2 separate regions of the Homo sapiens genome follow, and region 2 is linked to region 1. Evidence: chromatin loops called from intact Hi-C (ENCODE). Cell type or tissue: PC-3. All regions are shown on one strand. Links, peaks and the distances in the headings refer to the core of each region. The heading gives the core; the rest is flanking DNA.

Evidence for each region. Hi-C counts contacts between places; a loop is a spot of excess contacts. Peaks named below come from ENCODE experiments on the same cell type or tissue, not always from the same donor. Only the 100,000 strongest peaks of a DNase experiment are listed, where the experiment ranks them.
Region 2: a loop joins it to region 1, with 4 times the contacts of the local background. A loop is called at or near these places in 2 of 110 quality-filtered maps.

What each region holds. Positions count from the first base shown.
Region 1 is chr3:133,441,485-133,446,866 of GRCh38, reverse strand. The region is part of intron 1 of BFSP2 (beaded filament structural protein 2); the gene reads right to left. The region is part of intron 2 of BFSP2-AS1 (BFSP2 antisense RNA 1); the gene reads left to right. Among named protein-coding and RNA genes, the nearest start is that of BFSP2, 44 kb to the right of the region's middle. RefSeq lists an enhancer at 4,630-4,909. In PC-3, for the core only: a CTCF peak has its summit at 2,713 (motif pointing left); a DNase peak (open chromatin) is centred at 2,566; H3K27ac peaks cover 739 bases.
Region 2 is chr3:133,588,714-133,594,095 of GRCh38, reverse strand. CDV3 (CDV3 homolog) reads right to left here. Exons shown (of 5, transcript NM_017548.5): 5 at 3,835-5,382. Among named protein-coding and RNA genes, the nearest start is that of CDV3, 18 kb to the right of the region's middle. In PC-3, for the core only: no CTCF peak of the experiment used is centred there; a DNase peak (open chromatin) is centred at 2,525.

The DNA.
Region 1 (5,382 bases), core at 80-5,079:
TGCACTGTCCAGCATGGTGGCCACCCGTGGCTACCGTATTGGGCAGCGTGGCTCTAGAGTTTCGTCTCCCCCAAAACATACACGTGAACATAAACATTGTGGATATAGTTTAGGGGTTTCATGGAGCCTTGAGGAGTGGTTTTTCAAACTTGAATCCCCAAGCCTCTCAGGATCTCCCACAGGTAGGGAATGAGGGGTGTCCTCCCTTCAACCCAAGAAACTCCTTTATATATATATATATATATATATATATATATATATATATATATATATATATATATATATATATATATATAAATGGTGAGCTGAAGGCTCTGATAGGGGGAGCCTGCAGGGTGGAGCCAAATCCCAGCTATGGGAGAAGAAAATAACTGCTTTCCCCTTGCTCCAGTGTGGCTGTCTTATTTTGTTTCATTTCATTGAATTACTTTTTTTGTTTTTTCTTTGAGACAGAGTCTTGCTTTGTTGCCCAGGCTGGAGTGCAGTGGCACAATATCTGCTCACTGCAACCTCTGCCTCCCAGATTCAAGATATTCTCGTGCCTCAGCCTCCTGAGTAGCTGGGATTACAGGCATGTGCCACTGCGCCCAGCTAATTTTTGTATTTTTAATAGAGATGGGGTTTCACCATGTTGGCCAGGCTGGTCTCGAACTCCTGACCTCAAATTATCCACCCATCTTGGCCTCCCAGAGTCCTGGGGTTACAGGTGTAAGCCACCAAACCCTGCCATTTTCATTGAATTCCCCACTAGCAAAGCTAATCATTTCTGTTCCAGCTTGGCCTGGGGCACACTGGGGAGCAGGCAGACTAGGGTGTCTCCCTTTCCCAGTTCTTAATCACTCCTGTCTCTCACCTCTGGTGCCTGGAGTTCTCCTTCTGGTTGATAAAGAACTTGCAACTCATTCACATTTAAGTATCAAAGGACTAATATTGGCTTAAAATAGTGATTTATATCCTTCTTTTAAGGTAACAATTCCTACCCTCCAAAATTAAAGCTTATAGAAAACCTATGTACAGTTGTCCTTTGGTATCTATGGGGTCTTGGTTCCAGTCCCCCACGGATGCTCAAGTCTCTTATATAAAATGATGTAGTATTTGCATATAACCTACACACACATCCTTCCATATACTTTAAATCATCTCAAGATTACTTATGATACCCAATACAATGGAAATGCTATGTACATAGTTGTTATTTATTGTGTTATTTAGAAAATAATGACAAGAAAAAAGCCCACATGTTCAGTATAAACGCAATCATCTATTTTTTAAAAAATATTTTGATCTACAGTTGGTTGAATCCATGGATGTGGAACCCATGGATGTGAAGGACTGACTGTACTTTGCACTAGTGGTTCTCAAAGTGTGGGCCCTGGACCAGTGGCAGCAGCATCACCTGGGAACTTGTGAGAAATGCACTTTTCAGCTCCTGTTTCAGATGGACCTATCAGAATCTCTGCAGGTGGGTCCCAACAATTTGTGTCTCAGCAAGCTTTCCAGGGGCTTATGATGCATACTCAACCTTGAGAACCCCGGTTTCACATGGCCCTGCCCCCAGGCCTGCTCTAGCTGCCTCCCTGCTGCACCTGGAATCCCTCTGTGCCTTTGCACCTGCTGCCTCCATTGAGAGCAACTTGTTTCACTACCTCCCCACTCCCAGCCCTCAGTCTGAGAAAGCCTGCTCCAGTATAATGCTCATTTCAAACACGGCTTCCCCATGAAACTTTTCTATTTATTCACTCATTCATTCTTGCCTTAATTTCTTCAGCACATAATTACTGTTTATGCCAGGCTCTGTCCTGTTTGTTGAGAAACCAGCCGCTACTGTAGGAGATGAGGTTAAAAAGGTAGACAAGACCAGACCATAGAGGGAAGGCCTTGGGCACAATGGAAAGGAGTTGAGATTTACTGGGAAGCCTTTGAAAGGGCTTGAGCAGGTTACAGAGGTGATCTGTGCACTAAGTGGACCCTCTGACTACTGTGGGAAGAGAGGATTGGAGGAGGCAGGAGAAGATGCCAAAGAACCAGTCGGGAGGCTCTTGCGGTGGTCCAGGGAGCCCATTTTATTAATGATGGTGGCCTGGACGAACGATGTGATCATAGGGTAGGTGGAAAAATGTGGACTAGTTTAAGATGCATTTGGGGGATAGAACAGTCGGTTCTTTGTGGTGCAGTAGTTATGGGGAGAGTGAGGGAAAACAATTAGGGGTGACCGCTCCGTTTCATCCTGAGCTGTAGAGAGCATGGTGGGGCCTTTGCTGATTCTCTTCCTCCCTCATTGGCTGGTTCCTGCATCTGAGTCACAGCCCACCCCTGTGGCACATTATCCCTCTCTTACCACATTTAGTATAAATACTTTGTAGACAACGACAGTGTTTTCTTATTCTGGAAACTGGCTCCTCCATTCACAAGCATGGGTCAGTTGCTTAGAGTAAGTAATTCTAAGATTTGGTTTCCTCCCCCATAAAATGAAGATAATAATACTCCCTTCCTCCTGGGAGAATTAAATGAGCCAAGGTGTGTGAGACTCAGCGTATGTGTGACTCAGCAGATTGCCTGGCACAGAGTAAATATTGCATGAACGGTAGCCATTATCATCATTGTTATTTGTCTTTGTACAAAGCAGTTGTTCAATGAATGTCGAATGAATTTGATGGGTTTGTGCAGTCTGGCACTGATCCTGCTTTACTTTTCTGAAGTGCACAGGCAGTTGAATGAAGACTTCCATCTAGTGGCTTGATATATATATATGTATATATATACATATATATTTTTTTCCTTTGTTTTTCCTGTCCATAGTCATCTGAAAAGTCCTAGTCATTTGTACCATGATGGTGAGGACTTTATCTCTTTCTATAATACTACTCCTGTTTTCACTGCGGATGTAGTTATTAAAATAAATGAGCTGGTGGTGGTGGATGAGAGATTTGACCATCATTGTGTTAAAGGAAAGGCAAATACAAGCAGCGTTTTAAAAAAGGTTATCATTTGGGCCCAAGGGTACAATGAATGGTTTGTTTGGAGTAAAGATATTGGCATTCTGGCAGCTAGAGCTGCAGGTGTGGGGAGGAGGTGGGTAAGACTGAGCTCCTGGGAAATTAAACTCAGCTGGTGCAGTGGCAAGATGCAAGATTCCCTTGGAAACCCTTCCCACATTTATTTGACTTTCAAGTTTAGGATGGATGTTCAGCATAACTTGCTTCTAGCAATAAAGGAATGAGAAATAATTCTCAGTCCCTAGCACCCCAGTGATACTGCTCTTAATAACAAGGCCACCGTATTACCAAGCCCGGCAGATGCTTCTCTGTGCTCATATTGACCTGCTGGTTGCATTTGTCACAGATGTACTTTTCTGTCTCGGCTTCCATGACACCACTCTCTCTGGACTTCCTCCTACTTCATTGACCATTCTTTCTTATTATTCTCTGCTTCACCAGGTTTTTCTTCCTTATCTGACCTCTAAATGTTAAAGTTTTTCAAGATTGGGTCTTGGTGCTTCTTTTTTTTAATCACTAAATGGTCTGATCTATCCACACAGATTTAAATGGCATTGTATGTGCTAATGACTTTCACATTTAAATGTCTATCTCAGAACTTTCTGCTCAGCTCCACACTTGCATACTCACCCTCTCTTTGAGGTCTTCACTTGGCTATTTCTCAGACATCTCAAACTTAACATGTCCCCGAATGAAAATCTAGATAATTTTGGCCGGGTGCGGTGGCTCACGCCTGGAATCCCAGCACTTTGGGAGGCTGAGGTGGGTGGATTACCTGAGGTCAGTTGTTCCAGACCAGCCTGGCCAACATAGTGAAACCCCTGCCTCTACTAAAAATACAAAAAATTAGCTGGGCGTGGTTGCACGCACCTGTAATTCCAGCTATTTAGGAGGCTGAGGCAGGATCATGGCTTGAACCCAGGAGGCAGAGGTAGCAGTGAGCTGAGATCGCACCACTGCACTCCAGCCTGGGCAACAAGAGTGAAAATCCATTAAAAAAAAAAAAAAGAAAATCTAGATAATTTCCCCACAAATCTTCCCTTTCCCCACCACCCCTTGATCCTCTTCATCTCAGTAAACAACCCCAATGTCTACCCGGAAACCAAGGGATCATCTTGATCTCTCACTTTCTGTCATCTCCCACATCTCATTTATCACTGAGTCTAGTCAATTCTACCCCCACAATGTATCTCAAATCCATTTATTTCTCTCTACCTCTCTTGACATCACCCTAGTGCAAGTCCCCATCATGCTCTCCTATCCCATTATAATATCCCATTGTAATATCCTTCCAACTCCCTGATCTGTACCTCCCTCCTCCAATGCATTCTGCATCCTGCTTCCAGAGTGGGCTTTTTAAACTCTTAAAATCATATCATGTCACTCTGATTAAACTAAATTAAAACTCTTCAGAGGGGCTAGGTGTGGTGGTTCACGCCTATAAGCCCAGCACTTTGGGAGGACAGGGTGGGTGGATTGCTTGAGCCTAGAAGTTTGAGACCAGCCTGGGCAACATAGCAAAACCCTATCTCTCCAAAAAACAAAACAAAACAAAAAAACAGAATTTATCCAGGTGTCATGATGTGCACCCACAGTCCAGCTACTTGGGAGACTGATGTGGGAGGATCTCTTGAGGCCAGGAGGTCGAGGCTGCAGTGAGCTATGATTGCACCACTGCACTCCAGCCTGAGAGACAGAGTGAAAGTGAAAGCCCATCTCAGAACAAAAACAACACACAAAACAAAACAAAACTCTATAGAAGTGTCTCTTATACTTAGAGTAAAACCCAGTCTTCTGAAGTGGCCTTCAAGGCCCTGCATGCTTGTTACTCTTCCATTGCTCCAAAGGCTCCAGCCATGTGGGTCTTGGTCTTTCTGGACCATACCAGTCCCTCTCCTGCTCAAGGCCCTAGCACTTGCCGACTCCCCTGCCTGGCCCACTCCTCCCTTCCCCTTTGCATGAATAGCTCCCTCATTCTGGTCACCTTACTGCGAGCAGTGCTTCCCTTTACTCTGCCCCTTTCTGCTTTGTTAGTTTTCTTTAAAACACTTACCAAAGCTTGTATTATCAATTTTATGGTTTTTAAATTATTTTATCTGTATTTTCTGCTAGAATATAACCTCCTGGAAGTCAGGCACTGCCTTTCTGTCCTGTTTGTTGTTCCATCCCTAGCACAGTGTCTGGTACAGCAGGTATTAGTTGAATTAATGAGCCCAGCAGTAGTGCTACCTCTTTATGGAGAACCCAAGCAGGGAAGACCCAGTGCCTACCCTCAGGGAACAGCCAGGTTCTTACCTAGCTCCAACCTGAGAATCACCTTAAACATCTCTCTCTTCCTCATCCCCCAAGTCAAAAACCAACAATTCCCCAAGTAGATGTGCCCAAA
Region 2 (5,382 bases), core at 242-5,241, 150 kb before region 1:
TTCCTGATGTGAACATAATTCCTATTTTAGATAATACAAATAAGATTATTTAAAGCAATTATTTCTAAGGCCAGGTGTGATGGCTCACACCTGTAATCCCAGCAATTTGGGAGGCCGAGGTGGGCAGATTACTTGAGGTCAGAAGTTCAAGACCAGCCTGGACAACATGGGGAAACCCTGTCTCCACTAATACAAAAAAAAAAAAAAAAAATTAGCCGGGCGTGGTGGCATGCGCCTGTAATCCCAGCTACTGGGGAGCCTGAGGCATAAGAATTGTTTGAACCTGGGAGGCAGAGGTTGTGGTGAGCTGGGATCGTGTCACTGCACTCCAGCCTGGGTGACAGAGTGAAACTGTGTCAAAAAGATAAAATAAGCAATTATTTCTTACTCAATATATCACTCATAATATTCATTATCTTTATTTCAAGCCCAGGAGAAGCAATTCATAACTTGCCTGCATTCTGCAGGCCCCATTAGTACCTAGTTGTAGTAACTGGTGAATTAAAACCATTACAAACCTGCAGTTTCAGGATGCTAGTTATTAGAACACCTGTCCATATGACTTTCTAACTTCTTGGCTCTCCTTCTGATCTGACTACCTCCATTAATTTGTTTGCACTCCCTAACTTGAAATCGTGACCTCATTTGTTCCTTTGTCAGTCTAGACACCCATAGCATGACCTGTCCTAAATTCCTACCCCACACTCTTAACCTCCTGACATCTCCACCTACGTGTACCTACCCCAGACCAATTTCACATTCTAACAGAGGGAGATAAACAACCAAAATGTTTAGTGTGCTAAATAAAGAGTAAGAACTACAAGCCAGGCATGGTGGTTCACACCTGTAATCCCAGCACTTCGCGAGGCTGAGGTAGGAGGATAACCTGAGCTCAGGAGTTTTGAGATTAGCTTGGGCAACATAGCAAGACCTCATCTCTACTAAAAATAAAAAAAGTTAGCTGGGTGTGGTGGCACGCATTTTAGTCCCAGCTACTTGAGAGGCTGAGGCGGGGAGGATCATTTGAGCCCAGGCCAAGGCTGCGGTGAACTATGATCACACTACTGCACTCCAGCCTGGGTGATGCTGTCTCAAAAACAACCACCAAAAAATCCCCCAAAAACTATGAGTCTTGGTGCTGAGCAACTGGTAGTCACATGCAGAAGAATGAAGCTGGAGCCCTAAGTCACAATAAAAAAAATTAAAATAGACCAAAGACCTAAATGAAAGAGCTAAAAACATAAAACTCTTAGAAGAAAATAGGCATAAATCTTTATGACTTGGGTTAGGCAATGTTTTCTTAGATATAACACCCAAGCACAAGCAACTAAAGAATAGAAAAGGTGGACTTCATCAAAATTGAAAATTTTGTACTCCAAAAGACACTTCTAAGAAAGGGAAAAATGGTAGGAGAAAATGTTTACAATTCATGTATCTGACAAAGAAGTAGCACCTGAAATTTAAAACACTTGCAACTCAACAATAAAATTATAAGTAAACCAATTTAGAAATTGGCAGAGGATTTGAATACACATTTTTCCAAAGACATACAGATGGCCAGTAAGCACATTTAAAGATGCTCAACATCACTAGTCATTATAGGAATGCAAAATAAAACCATAATGAGATACTTCACACCCACTCGGAAGACTAGAACCAATCTGAAACAAGTGATCACAAGGATATTGGAGAAACTGGAATCCTCTGACACTGCTGGTGGGAATAGTAATATATAATATGGTGAGGCTACTTTAGAAGAGTTTGGCAGTTCCTCAAAGTGATACAGCCTTTCATCTCTAAGTATATACCCAAGAGAATTGGAAATGTTGATACAAAAACTTGTACATGAAAGTTCATAGCAACATCATTCATAATAATGAAACAACCCCAATGTCCAACAGATGAATGTACAATTTAAACGTGGTATACCCATACAATTACCTATATTGTTTAGCAATAAAAACGAAGCACTGATACATGCTAAGCCTCAAAAACATGCTCAAAAACAAGTGTAGAAGCCAGTCTCTGAAAAACAAATTGTATAACCCTGTTTATATGAAATGACCAGAATGAGAAAATCTAGGCCGGGCACGGTGGCTCATGCAGCTGTAATCCCAGCACTTTGGGAGGCCAAAGCGGGTGGATCACCTGAGGTCTGGAGTTTGAGACCAGCCTGGCCAATATGGTGAAACCCCATCTCTATTAAAAATTCAAAAATTAGCCAGTCGTGGTGGTGGGTGCCTGTAATCCCAGCTACTCGGGGAGGCTGAGGCAGGAGAATCACTTGAATCCGGGAGGCGGAGGGTGCATTGAGCTGACAATGTGCCACTGCACTCCAGCCTGGGTGACAGCAAGACTGTCTCAAAAAAAAAAAAAAAAAAAAAACAGAAAAAAGAAACTAGAGACAATACAATAGTGGCTGCCTAGGACTGAGGAATTTGGGAGGAAAGAAGAAAATGATGACTAATAACAATAGAATTTCTTTTTGGGGTGATGAAAATGTTCAAGAATTTTAAGAGTGGTGATGGTTGCATAACTTTGAGAATATAAGAAATTCTTAAATTGTACACTTCAAAAGGTGACTTTTGGCCAGGTGTAGTGGCTCCCAAAGTGGCTGTAAAACATTCCAGCACTTTGGGACGCAGAGGAGGACTGCTTGAGACCAGGAAGCTTGAGAACAGCCTGGGCAACATAGCAAGACCCCATCTCTTAAAAAACAAAATAGTGCTTGGTAGCACACACATTAATCCCAGCTACTCAGCAGGCTGAAGCGGGAGGATTCCTTGATCCCAGGAGTTAAAGGCTGCAGGGGACTATGATTGCGCCACTGCACTCCAGCACAAGACCCTGTCTCTTTTTTTCTTTTTGAAAAGAGTGACTTTTATCTAAAAAGTTAAAACTATAGAAGAAATTAAAGCAGGGAAGACTGATAGAGTGTGAGTTTGTGTGTGTGTTCTATCTTAAATAAGGTTGTCAAAAAAAAAAAAGATCTCAATCAAGCACAAAGAATAATCAAATAGTAAATTGTTAACATTACATATTTAAACTCCACTACCAAAATGACTGAAATATACTTTTGCTAATTTAGAAATCGAGGGACTATAATCCAAACTAAATCCTGAAATTTAAAATTACTGTTTTTGAGAATTGTAAGATTAATCGAACAAAGCCTTAAATCCTTAGTCTATATAAAGATTTTAGATTCCTTTGCCATAGTTTAAGGTAACAAAATTTAATACAGCAACAAGGACAAATGTGTATTTCAAGTTTTCCAAAAATATTTGTCACAGCTTTGCAGCCACTTTCATGCGTGTTGTATTTTTTAAATTTTCTATTTCTTTTTTTACTGTCTTTGGTTTGCCTAAATCCTCATCGGTCTTTTTTATGCTTGAGTACTCTGTAAACACTTCTGAAACAGAAAGTACACTCCTGGCCAGGCCCGGTGGCTCACGCCTGTAATCCCAGCACTTTGGGAGGTCGAGGCAGGTGCAACACGAGGTCAGGAGTTCAAGACCAGCCTGGCCAACATGGTGAAACCCCGTCTCTACTAAAAATACAAAAGTTAGCTGGGTGTGGTGGTGCACGCCTGTAATCCCAGCTATTCAGGAGGCTGAGGCAGGAGAATCGCTTGAACCAGGGAGGCGGAGGTTGCAGTGAGCCAAGATCACATCACTGCACTCCAGCCTGGGCGACAGAGCAACTGTCTCAAAAAAAAAAAAAAGTACACCCCTGAGTTTAGAGCATCTTCACCTTCCCACAGCAAGAGAGGTGTGACCTCAACTCACCATTTTCAAAGACAGAATAAGGCTTTAAAATAACCATTACAGTCCAAAATCCATATATTTACTTTTTATTGAATTTGTTAATGTTACAGAATTCTTGCACTGCCAAACCATGCCTGAGAATTCAAACAAATGGTACAATGGACAGCCTCATCCACCCATCATACAGTATATTAAAACTTGATTCATTTATATTTTGATATTTTCACAATCTTTTAAAAAGTTATAACAAGAGTTGTAATTTAAATCTGCTGCAGGTCTTCAGATTTCGAGTACAATATGCCTTTACATAACACCTCCACTTACTCATCTGTTCATTCTTCAGTAACATAACCCCCAACAAAATTTTGTTGGGAAAAAATGCAGGGAAAATGCACAGTTCAACGATGAAGAGATTTTTTTAAGGTTTTTCATTCCCAAATAAAAGTCTTCAGTTTACCAAGAATCCCATTTCTGATTTAATCATTCAACCTTCCCTTGGCTGGCTCAGTTACTCACCCAAATATATTAGAAGGCAGGCATCCTGCCTGCCACCTCAAATGTCAACATTGCCCAGATGCGAGTGGCAGGTCCCGTCAGGAGATACTGTAACCCTCCTCGGAGTCCAATTCCTGCACGGACACTTTCGTCAAGACTAAACTCCTATCTGAAAACGCTCCCACGTCAAAATAGTTTTACTCACCCACTTGCTTCACTCTTGCCAGTAGCAAGTCTGCAACTCATGCATTTGGCAAAGGGATTTATTATAGAGAAACCCGGACTCTGCATCAAATGATGACATTACCACTTTCACATATTTCTATTGAACCAGATACAAAACTAGGAAACTGCCAGACCATCTTGTTAGGTGGACACTCTTCTGTAATCCTGGGTAGCTTCCTCAAGTCCCTTTAAATGACCCAAAACTATTAATAGGTATTTTAAGCAATAATTATTAAAAACAGAAGTGCTACATCACCTGTCTTTCGCCCTGACTCTCCAAATGAACATAAAGACACACCAAAAGGCTGGTAACAGAGCTAGCTGGGACAATCACTGCATCTATAGAACAGCCAATACCTTGAAAAACTAGGCACAAGTACATGAGGAATTCTTATCAAAGATCATGCACAATCCATGCCACTTAAATGGGTTTTAGCTGAGGTTTTGCTCATGTTACTCTGAATTTCTAAGGACAGATCAGTGACCCTCTTAGCCTGAGCAGAAAGCATATTCTTCCCACTGCAGTTTCCTACACAATTTAGTCCTGATTAGATGAGGCATTATAGCAGCACCTGAAGTAGAGCCTCCAGAATCCACTGCCCTTTTCATCAAAGGCTATTTGGTTCCACCCTCAGGATTGGCATACTCACGAGACATTTCACAATCCTAATGCATACTTTAGGTTACTTAATTAACCAAGCAATATGCTCTGTCAAAGAACTTATTTCAAGTCAAAGCAAAAAAGGCCTTAATGCAGAACAAAAACAAAACAAAAAAGCACTATCCAAATAAAAAAATTACCAAAAAAAAAAAACCCCCAAGATTATTCTCTCCCTTCCCCTTCCCCCACTTGGTGGACCCCAGTTTGGTTGAATTTATTTTGTGGTTACCTCAGAAT